Linked DNA regions of Homo sapiens: region 1 is linked to region 2. Evidence: chromatin loops called from intact Hi-C (ENCODE). Cell type or tissue: Caco-2. All regions are shown on one strand. Links, peaks and the distances in the headings refer to the core of each region. The heading gives the core; the rest is flanking DNA. Region 1 has its middle 40 kb from the start of LINC01900. Region 2 holds the start of LOC124904259 (a long non-coding RNA gene).

What was found. Hi-C counts contacts between places; a loop is a spot of excess contacts. Peaks named below come from ENCODE experiments on the same cell type or tissue, not always from the same donor. Only the 100,000 strongest peaks of a DNase experiment are listed, where the experiment ranks them.
Region 1: it touches region 2 in a loop (8-fold over the local background); 7 of 110 quality-filtered maps call a loop at or near these places.

What each region holds. Positions count from the first base shown.
Region 1 is chr18:22,017,962-22,023,420 of GRCh38, reverse strand. No RefSeq gene overlaps it. Among named protein-coding and RNA genes, the nearest start is that of LINC01900, 40 kb to the right of the region's middle. In Caco-2, for the core only: no CTCF peak of the experiment used is centred there; DNase peaks (open chromatin) are centred at 1,520, 2,750, 3,070 and 4,837.
Region 2 is chr18:22,081,729-22,087,001 of GRCh38, reverse strand. LOC124904259 (a long non-coding RNA gene) reads right to left here and starts at 2,193. Exons shown (of 2, transcript XR_007066304.1): 1 at 2,091-2,193. RefSeq lists an enhancer at 2,160-2,454. In Caco-2, for the core only: no CTCF peak of the experiment used is centred there; a DNase peak (open chromatin) is centred at 2,191; H3K4me3 peaks cover 278 bases.

The sequences.
Region 1 (5,459 bases), core at 263-5,262, 64 kb after region 2:
TATCCTTACATCTCTGTGATACACTCTTGTTCGTCATTTTATAAAAGCGTTACATTATTATAAGAGCTTTACAACTTTAAAAATGAGGCTAGAGACCCCAAACGCCAAGATGAGAATCCACAGGAATCATGGCACTCGTGACGACCCCAACACTTCTTTGACCCACTTTCCCAAACTGTAGAGACCACTTGGCCCTTGGAAGCCCAAGAGCTGCTCAGATAGCTTTAGGCAAATATTTGCTCTCCTTTTCTTTTTCCCTTTTTTCCATTCCTTCCACATGGTTTGTTGACAATGTGGGAGGACTGATGCCAGGCACCCAAGGCAACTCCTTTCCTTCCATGGCTTCTATTCCCGTATATTCAGGAGGGAATACAGGCCAGGCAAAGGAGAGGATTTCACATCTTTGTCTTCTCAGCAAATGGCAGCTCCATTCTTGCAGTTGCTCAAGCCAAAGTCCTTGGAGTCATCCCCGACTTCTTTCCCTTTTTCTTTCACATGCCACATCCCATTCATCAGAAAAGCCTGTCAACTCTACTCCCTAAAATATACCCCAGATCGAGGCTGCAGTGAGCCATGATCGCACCACTGCACTTCAGCCTGGCTGACTGAGCAAGACTCTGTCATATACATATATACACACACCCAGAAACTGACCCCTTCTCACCACCACTGCCATGGGAATTGCCTGGTCCGTGCCACCATCCCCCTCCTACATTAGGGCAATGGTCTTCCCACTTCCACCCCTCTCCCCCTCACTCTGTTCTCCAACAACAGCCAGAGTAGTTCTTTTAAAAGTCAAATCAGGCCAGGCGCGGTGGCTCACGCCTGTAATCCCAGCACTTTGGGAGGCCAAGGCAGGCGGATCACTTGAGCCCAGGACTTCGAGACCAGCCTGGGCAACAAGGCAAAACCTCATCCCTACAAAAAATACAAAAACTAGTCAAGCATGGTGGTGCACGCCTGCAGTCCCAGCTACTTGGGAGGCTGAGATGGGAGGATCACCTGAGCCCGGGAGTTCGAGGCTGCAGTGAGCCATGATCACACCACTGCACTCCTGGACAATAGAGAGAGACCCTGTCTCCCTTGGAAAAAAAAAAAAAAAGAAAAGAAAAAAAAAAGAAAAGAAAAGAAAAAAAAGAAAGAAAAAGAAAAAAGTTAATTCAAGACAGACAGTGTACTCCTCTGCTCAAAACCTCCCCACGTCCCCCTGTTCACACAAAACAAGAGCCAAAGTCCTCTCAAAGGACTGCACCGCCTCCCACCCACTCCGTCAACCTCCTCTAAGGCATCCACTGGTGACAATTGTGTATGTATCTTTCCAGAGTTCAGTTTTGATTTTTGTTTTTTTATTCTCAAGCTTTTTCCCTGCAAATGAGACCTGGGATGCCGTGCAAAGCTGCCTGGCAGTCCTCGGAAGCCTTGGTAGTGCCTGTCTTTCCTCATGCACCAGCAAGGGGGTCTGGCGCTTGGCCTTCCCAGGCCACCTGGATGGCTCCCACCTGAGCGCTGGACTCCTCCCTCTATCCAGCAGGTGTGTCCGGCAGCCGCTGGGGCCCACCCTTCCCCCAAGGGCCACAGCAAACATTGGTGGCGACAGTAAGGACACATTTTCCTTTTCTATTTGCTGTAGATGGCAGAATGCCCAGGACCAGCCCAGTGCTAGCATTTTGGGGAGAAATTCCAGCCTGAAGAGACACCTAGAGAAAAAAGGAGACACAGAAATCTCTGTGGGTTTCAACAGTTATGCTTAGCAGCAGGCTGAAAACAGGCAGGTTAACAGAAGTGTTGGAGGGCTACCTCAGGCCAAGTCAGAACCAAGTTAGAAAATGTCGGCCCAGGCCGGGTGCAGTGGCTCACACCTGTAATCCTAGCACTTTGGGAGGCCGAGGCAGGTGAATCACTTGAGGTCAGGAGTTCGAGACCAGCCTGGTCAACGTAGTGAAACCCCGTCTCTACTAAAAATATAAAAATTAGCCAGTCATGGTGGCACACACCTGTAATCTCAGCTACTCAGGAGGCTGAGGCAGGAGAATCGCTTGAATCCAGGAGGTAGGGGTTGCAGTAAGCCGAGATTGCGCCACTGCACTCCAGCCTGGGTGACAAAGCAAGACTCTGTATCAAACAAAAAGAAAAACAGAAAAGAAAACATCTGCCTTAACCAGACAGAGCCGGGCATCTGGTGCTGGCTCCTTTACATGTCAACTCCCTCCTGCTCCAGTTGCCCCCACCAAGGGCCACCACGTGGGTGCCCAGGCAGCTTTCCACCTGCCAAGGCCAAGTCTCTTCCCCGGCCTCAGCTCATTGCAGTGTCCAGGGTCAGGGAGGGGTTAGCCAGCCATCAGACCAGGTCTCCAAATTTGTATCTCAGCCCCGTCATGCCACACCTTGCACACAGTAGGCACCTCATAAGTGACTGCTTGCAGAAGGAGTAAGTTAAATAGAGCCAACCCTGCAGAGCCCCTGGCCTCCTGCCTCCCTGCTCTGACCCTCTTTTCCTTTGATTGGGAACCCAGGAGACCCGCCCTGTCTGTTTTCTCTAGTCCCATTCCTCTGGCTATGCAAACGGCCACTTCCCCTGCTTGCTTTCCTGTCCTCTTGGAGGGACAAAGAGGCCCAGCTCCCAGAAACACCATGCCCTGGAGTCAGGAGAATTCCTGGAATGGGCAGGGACGTTGCCTGAAAAGGAGAAAGGAGAACTCTAGGTGAAGGCAGAGAGGAGCAAGGGACAGATCAAAGCGAGCCTGGACAGGGTCAGGCATAAGGAGGGCCAGCAGGGAGATAAATGAGGCCCCCGAGGGGTCAGCCGAGGGACAGGGGCCTGCAGAGGCAGTGGCAGCACAGGCACATGCTGGATGGACGTTCGTCACAGGGAGACAATAGATGCAAAAGATAAGAGAAGGTGTAAATTAATGGAGAAAACATCTGGCCAGAGATAAAGGTATCTCCTTGTAATTAAAAACGTATAGCCTTGCCATAGATTGGTGGTGTCCAAGGTTGGTGGTGGCCCAGACTGTCCTGTGTCTGAGTATGGGTAGAGAGGAAGGCGCAGGAGGGGCAGAGATAGAGCCAGTTAATCATTAGCTCCCAGCGAGGAGGTTTAGGAGCTGACTCCTCTCAGTCCCAGGCAGGAGAAGTGCCCGAGCCAAAGTTACAGCGATGGGCTAAGTGACCTACCCAGCTCAAGAAGAGCCAGTGGTGACCTCAGGCCTGTCACAGACATCCTCACTTCTTAGGCCTGGCCAGCATAGGCCCTTTTCACATTTTCAAGTTTTTATTGTTTGCTTGGTGTTAGCATGATGGTTGTTTTGGTTCTAGGGCCGGGAGCAGTGGCTCACACCTGTAATCCCAACAATTTGGGAGACCAAGGCGGGTGGACGGCTTGGGGTCAGGAGTTCGAGACCAGCCTGGCCAACATGATGAAGCCCTGTCTCTAATAAGTGGTAGTGCGCAACTCTAGTCCCAGCTACTCAGGAGGCTGAGGCAGGAGAATTGCTTGAACCCAGGAGGTGGAGGTTCCAGTGAGCCGAGATCGTGCCACTGTACTCCAGCCTGGGTGACAGAGCGAAACTCCATAAAAAAAAACGAAGGTTCTAAAATCCTAAACTCTTTCTCAAACGCTGCTTGTACCTGAACTACACCTTACTGGTTCTGCATCCAAAAAGTATGCTGGATGGCAATGCCCAACAAAGGGCATCTGCCTACATTCAGAGCCAGCTTAATAGCACGGTGGTAAAAACAGCAGATTCTAGGGCCAGGCCACCTGGGGGCTGTCCTGCCTTGTCGCCTTGCTACCCGTGTGACTTAGGGCAAGATACTTGGCCTCTCATAGCGTGGCTGTGGGTGCCCGGCTCATAATAAGAGCTCAGCAAGTGTTAGCTATAATTGTTATTATTAATTATCATCTTCATTTTAACTATTGTCACTTTTTTTTCCCACAACCTGGGAGAAATGGCCTGAAACAAGTGTAGGCCTCTTTTCAAAAATCCCACTTCCTGTCTAAGAACTTCAGAGAGCCGCCACCCCCTCAGCACAGATGCATGTGGATGCTACGCTAGGACAGCCGTCTCAGAGTACAGTGTAAAGAAACCAATATCTCAGATGTTAGTTGCAGGGGTCTGGGGAGATGATTACAGGTTCACATGCATGCTGTCTATAAATTCCTCTGTTCCTCTCCCTCACTCCTCACATCCAGTCCATCCCAAATCCTGCTTGGTCTACCTCCAAAATAAATCCTTGCCAGCTGCGGTGGCTCACGCCTATAATCCCAGTACTTTGAGAGGCTGAGGCCAGCACTTTGGGAGGATCACTTGAGATCAGGAGTTCAAGAGCAGCCTGGGCAACATAGTGAGACCCCATCTTTACAAATAAAAATAAATTAATAAAATTAAAAATTAAAAAAATAAAGTACAAAATAAATCCCGACTGCATCCATTTCTCCCCATCTTCACTGCTTCACCCCTGCTCAGTCAGAGCTACCATCATCTCCCACCTGAACTGCTGCAAGATCCCCCCTGTTTCCCTGACTTCAACTCTTACCTGCACCCCGCAATGTGCTTTGCATGCCTCATGTGCAGGGATACTTTTAAAACTATGACTATAGAAGCAATGTCACTCCCCCACTTAACCACCCTACCCACCACCCCACCACCACTGCCAGTGGCTTTCCATTGCACTTCAGATAAAAGCTCAAGTTCTCAGCGGCCTTAAAAGCCCCTGTGTAGCTGAGCCCCTGCCCACCTCTCCACAGGCTCGTCGGAGCCACACTCTTCCCTGTCAACTACACTCCAGCCTCACTGGCTTCCTCTCTGTTCTTCAAACATGCTTTCTTCCTCTTTCAAAGGGCCAACTCCTTTTCAAGTCTGAAGGTCAATGGTATTTCTTCAGAGAGGCCCTCCCTGGCTGTCCTATCTAAATACTTCCCCAACCCACCCCCTTTGCTCTCTTGCACAGCATCAAGTTCATTGGTTTCATAGTGTTGGTTTCTGTAATGAGATATTGATTTGTTTGTTAGTTTGTTTGGTTTCTTTTGTCTCCACTACCATGCTTCACCAATGTGAAGACAGAGGCCTTACACAAACAATGAAGAACTGAGGGGTATGAGTAATTTGATCACTAGGATTTGAGATCTGGGAGGAAGGAAGAGGCAGGAAGGAGGCAGGGGGAGAAATTCAAAGATTTTTTTTTTTTTTTAGATGGAGTCTTGCTCTGTCACCCAGGCTGGAGTGCAGTGGCACAATTTCAGATCCACTGCAACCTCCACCTCCTGGGTTCAAATGATTCTTCTGCCTCAGCCTCCCCAGTAGCTGGGATTACAGATGCATGCCCCCACACCCAGCTAATTTTTTTTTGCATTTTTAGAAGAGATGGGGTTTCATCATGTTGGCCAGATTGGTCTCGAACTCCTGACCTCAGGTGACCTCGGCCTTTCAAAGTGTTGAGAGTACAGGCTTGAGCCACCA
Region 2 (5,273 bases), core at 16-5,015:
TGAGGCAGGGTCCAGCTGTGTTGCCCAGGCTGGTGTGCAGTGGCATAATCATAGCTCACTGCAGCCTCAAACTCCTGGGCTCAAGGATCTTCCTGCCTGAGCCTCCTGAGTAGCTGGGACAGCAGGTGCGCACCACCATGCCCAGCTGATTTTGTAGAGATGAGGTCTCCCTATGTTGCTCAGGCTGGTCTCAAACTCCCGGCCTCAAGCAATCCTCCCACCTTGGCCTCCCAAAGTGTTGGAATTACAGGCATGAGCCATCACACCTGGCCTGATACTACTTTTATTTCTATTTATTTATTTATTTATTTAGAGATGGAGTTTTGCTCTTGTTGCCCAGGCTGGAGTGCAGTGGCACGATCTCAGCTCACTGCAACCTCCACCTCCCGGATTCAAGTGATTCTCCTGCCTCAGCCTCCAGAGTAGCTGGGATTATAGGCATGCGCCACCACGCCCAGCTAATTTTATATTTTTAGTAGAGATGGGGTTTCTCCACATTGGTCAGGCTGGTCTCAAACTCCCAACTTCAAGTGATCCACCCGCCTCCATAGTGCTGGGATTACAGTCGTGAGCCACTGCACCTGGCCTTTTATTTTATTATATAAATATAAATTTTTTCGAGACAGAGTCTCCCTCTGTTACCCAGGCTGGAGTGCAGTGGTGCAATCTTGGCTCACTGCAACCTCCACCTCCCAGGTTCAAGCGATTCTCCTCTCTCAGCCTCTCGAGTAGCTGGAATTACAGGCATGCACCACCAGATCCGGCTAATTTTTTGTATTTTTAGTAAAGACAGGGTTCCACTATGTTGGCTAGGCTGGTTTCAAACTCCTGGACTCAAGTGATCTGCCGGCCTCGGCCTCCCAAAGTGCTGGAATTATTGGAGTGAGCCACCGTGCCCAACCCTTACTTTTAAACCACGCAGCTCTGGCACAAGTTTCAACAAAACAGCACAAAAGATCGAGGTCTAGAAAACTAGCGTGTACCTGCCATCTATCTACGGCATGACATGTCCCTCATCTAAAATGCCTTCTCTTTACCTGTCCAAGCCATACTCACTGCTGGAGTCTCAAAGATTACCTTCTGTACAGTCTTTCAGAATATGTCGCACCCTGCCTCCTGACCTCTTTTGAACTCTATTGTCTTCTATGTGTTCCCAAATGGTTTCCATGGATTAGTCCCTATCCTTTAACAGGATTGTAAGTGCCCTGGAGAAATTAGAGCAAAGGGGAGAAATTTCAGCAAGGGATGTGGGCCGTTCTCCTCTCAGAACCAGGCTGTATGTTTGGAAGCCACTGGGGACTGAGCAAAGAGAGTAAGGAAGACGGAGCTGGGGAGGGCTCTGGCCACTCTAAGAGGTCCGTGCAGTTGCTGCCCACAGTGAGTGGCTTCTCCTACTGGCCTAGAAAAGGGAGAAGAGGGGCTGGGCATGGTGGCTCACATCTGTAATCCCAGCACTTTGGGAGGCCGAGGCAGGTGGTTCATGAGGTCAGGAGTTCAAGACCAGCCTGGCCAACATGATGAAACCCCATCTCTACTAAAAATACAAAAATTAGCTGGGTGTGGTGGTGCGTGCCTGTAGTCTCAGCTACTTGGGAGGCTGAGGCAGGAGAATTGCTTGAACCTGGGAGGCAGAGGTTGCAGTGAGCCAAGATCGTGCCACTACACTCCAGCCTGGGCAACAAAGTGAGAAAAAAAGAAGGGGGAGAAAGGGGTGCTAATGTTCTCTATCACAAATCATGAACCCTTGAAAGCCTCACTTCCTAAAAGAAAAACAGACAAAAAATTAGGACCTAGAGGGAGGAAGATGGAGCAGAGTTTGGGAGGGAGCTTCCCTCAACCTGTTACTCTGACAGGCACTGCTTTCTGCTTGTCCCCAGTGTGAAACCCTCCTGCCTTTGCTTCTGCCCAACTGGGAATCAGCCTTCCGATTCACTGAAAGGCCATCCCAGAGAGATTTACACTTCCCTAGCTGATCTATTCCTCTTGATGAGATTGTGAAATTCAGAGTTATAACATGAGGATCAGGTTTAATTTAGGAAATTTGGTCATTGTTGAGCGTGGTAAATCATCTTTCAAGCAAACACACTTACAGCCTTCAAGATAAAGTTCATTCCCCTGTGATGAGGTCGTTTCATGGAATGCCACGAGGTCCCCGGCAGGGTTTCAACGCCATTCAGTTACACTAGGTGAGACAGAGCTGCTTATAGCTGCTGGGATTTATGGGAACGTTGGCACCCAGGTGACGCGTTGGATAATCTTTAACAGAGGAAGACTGGCTGGTGCCTGCTCTTTGTTCCAACTCGACTTTCGTATTTGAGAACCCTTGTGATAGACTTTCTATTCACAGTTGCGTTTTGGGCTGTCACGGGCATGGCCTGGCGTGAGGTGCTGAGCAAACAAAGAACCCCCTGCCTGCATCTCCCTCCTGAAAGCTGGCAAGGCATGGACAGAATTCGCTCTCCACTGTACTATTTTGCAGAGGCAGCAGGGTGCCTTCTCCAACACATGTCATACCATCGCTTATTTTCTCAGGTAAAACATGATACATTTTGAGCTTCGAACACGTTTTACAAGTTTAGCTGCTGGTGTCACACAATGCATCTCTTGTCAAGGGCAGTCCATTTAGGAGGACATAAACTCACATACCCCCCCAAGCCATCACGCCCACATCCCAGGCAACTCGTTTAGACAATTTCTTGAAGATTGTTAACAGAGAAGGACTCAGGAGACAAGAAGTTGTCTTCATAACCAAGGGGAGACATTGGGAAACTGTCTGAGATGCCAAGTTCTTTGATTTGAAAGCTCTGAGTCTTTTTCTCCCCTGCACAAAAAATGCTTTGAGATACACAAAGGATATAACACAACTAGGCACTGAATGGCTAGACCAACCATTATTTTTCACCTGCACTGTACCTAATGCTAACTGTACTTTATCAATGGCCACAACATCCAACATGACTTTCATGCATTGGTTTTTTCCCAATGTGCCTCTGATGAAGATGAAGGTCTAGTCCCCGTGAGGCCAGCACTGGTCAGCACACTTTGATTAAGTTATCCAATTCTATTTGTCATATTAGTTAACCGGAAGTTCCTTGAGAGTGGGGACTGCATGTCTAGTACTACTCTGGCACCCACTCATAGGATGGGCTCAATGACTGCTTCATTAAAAATGATTGATGTGAAAGGCAAGTGCTGACCGGGCGCAGTGGCTTACGCCTGTAATCCCAGCACTTTGGAAGGCCGAGGTGGGTGGATCACCTGAGGTCAGGAGTTCAAGACCAGCCTGGCCAACATGGTGAAACCTCGTTTCTACTAAAAATACAAAAATTTAGCCAGGCATGGTGGTGGGCACCTGTAATCCCAGCTGAGGCTGAGGCAGGAGAATCACTTGAACCCGGGAAGCAGAGGTTGAAATAAGCCGAGATCATGCCACTGCACTCCGGCCTGGGCAACAAAAGTAAAACTCCATCTCAAAAAAAAAAGAAAGAAAGAAAGGCAAGTGTTTTGTTTTGTTTTGTTTTTTACAGATGCAAATGGCCACTGAGCATCACTTCATGCAACAAACATCTCTTAAACACTCACCCTTGGTTAAATACAGGGATGCAGAAATAAATCAGACACAGGCCAGGCGCACTGATTCACGCCTCTAATCCCAGCACTTTGGGAGGCCTAGGCGGGCAGATAACTTGAAGTCAGGAATTCGAGACCAAGCTGACCAACATGGCGAAACCCCATCTCTACTAAAAATACAAAATTTTCTACCAAACTGGTGTACTAATTAAAACCTCCTATGGCCCGGGTGTGGTGGGTTATGCCTGTAATCCCAGCACTTTGGGAGGCCGAGGCTGGCAGATCACCTGAGGTCAGGAGTTTGAGACCAGCCTGGCCAACATGGCAAAACCCCATCTCTACTAAAAATACAAAAATTAGCCGGGCATGGTGGCATGCACCTGTAATCCCAGCTACTCGGGAGGCCGAGGCAAGAGAATTGCTTGAACCCAGGAGGCGGAGGTTACAGTGAGCCGAGATTGAGCCACTGCATTCCAGCCTGGGCAACAGAGTAAAACTCTGTCTAAAAAAATAATAATAATAAATAAAGCCCAAAAACCAACAATAACAACAAAATAAAAACAAACAAATAAATAGGTAAGACCCAATCACTGCCTTCAAGAGCTCTATGGGTTGGGGGGCTGATGGGTGAGCAGCTAGGAAAGAATTGGTGCATTCAGTCCGTGCAAGGAGTAGGGAGCATGGCTGGGCATCCCCTCCCTGGAAGGAGAACGCGGCTGATTGACCACTGGGCCTCCTGGGCCTGCGGTAGCTCACGCTTCTCATAAAGGACACCCCAACAGCGTTAACAACTTCTGAGGCCGGAGCTGGTGCCAGTGGACAGAGCTTGTCAGCAGCCACAGAGCCAAGTGGAGCAGGGAGAAGTCTGACTGTGGAACGGAGCCTGAGCCCGTAGACCTGTGCCTTGCGCACAGAGAAAACTTGCCATTTCGCAGCACCGCCCCACACAACCGCTTGCCAATTGCTTTCCTATGGAGGCGGTGAGACCTTGGGGCAATGCAATGCAATGAACTGAATGCTTGTGTCTCCCCAAAGTTTGTATGTTGAAATCCTAATCCCCAATGTGATGGTATTAGGAAGTGGGACCTTTGGGAGGTGATTTGGTCATGAATGGGATCAGTGCCCTTACAAAAGGGGCCCAGTGGCTGGGAGCAGTGGCTAACGCCTGTAATCGTAGCACTTTGGGAGGCCGAGAGGGGCGGATTGCCTGAGCTCAGGAGCTCGAGACCAACCTGGGCAACACGGTGAAACTCGGTCTGTACTAAAATACAAAAAATCAGCCAGGCGTGGTGGCGGGCGCCTGTAATCCCAGCTGCAGCAGGAGAACCGCTTGAAACCAGAAGGCAGAGGATGCAGTGAGCCCAGGCCGCGCCACCGCACTCCAGCCTGGGTGACAGAGCAAGACTCCCTCTCAACAAAAAAAGAAAAGAAAAGGGGCCCAGAGAGTACTTCCTACCATGTGAGAATCCAGTGAGAAGGCGGCCAGATGTGGGCCAGGAAGCAGGCCCTCCCTAGACCCCGAATCTGCTGGCACCTTGATCTCAGATTTTCCAGTGGCCAGAACTGTGAGAAATAAATTTCTGTAGTTTGTAAGCCACCCAGTGTATGGGATAACTCTGTTAAATCAGCTGAAACTGACTAAGACAAAGGACTAGGGGTTGGGAGCAAAACCTCAAGGCACAGAAACCTCTCAAGGATCAACA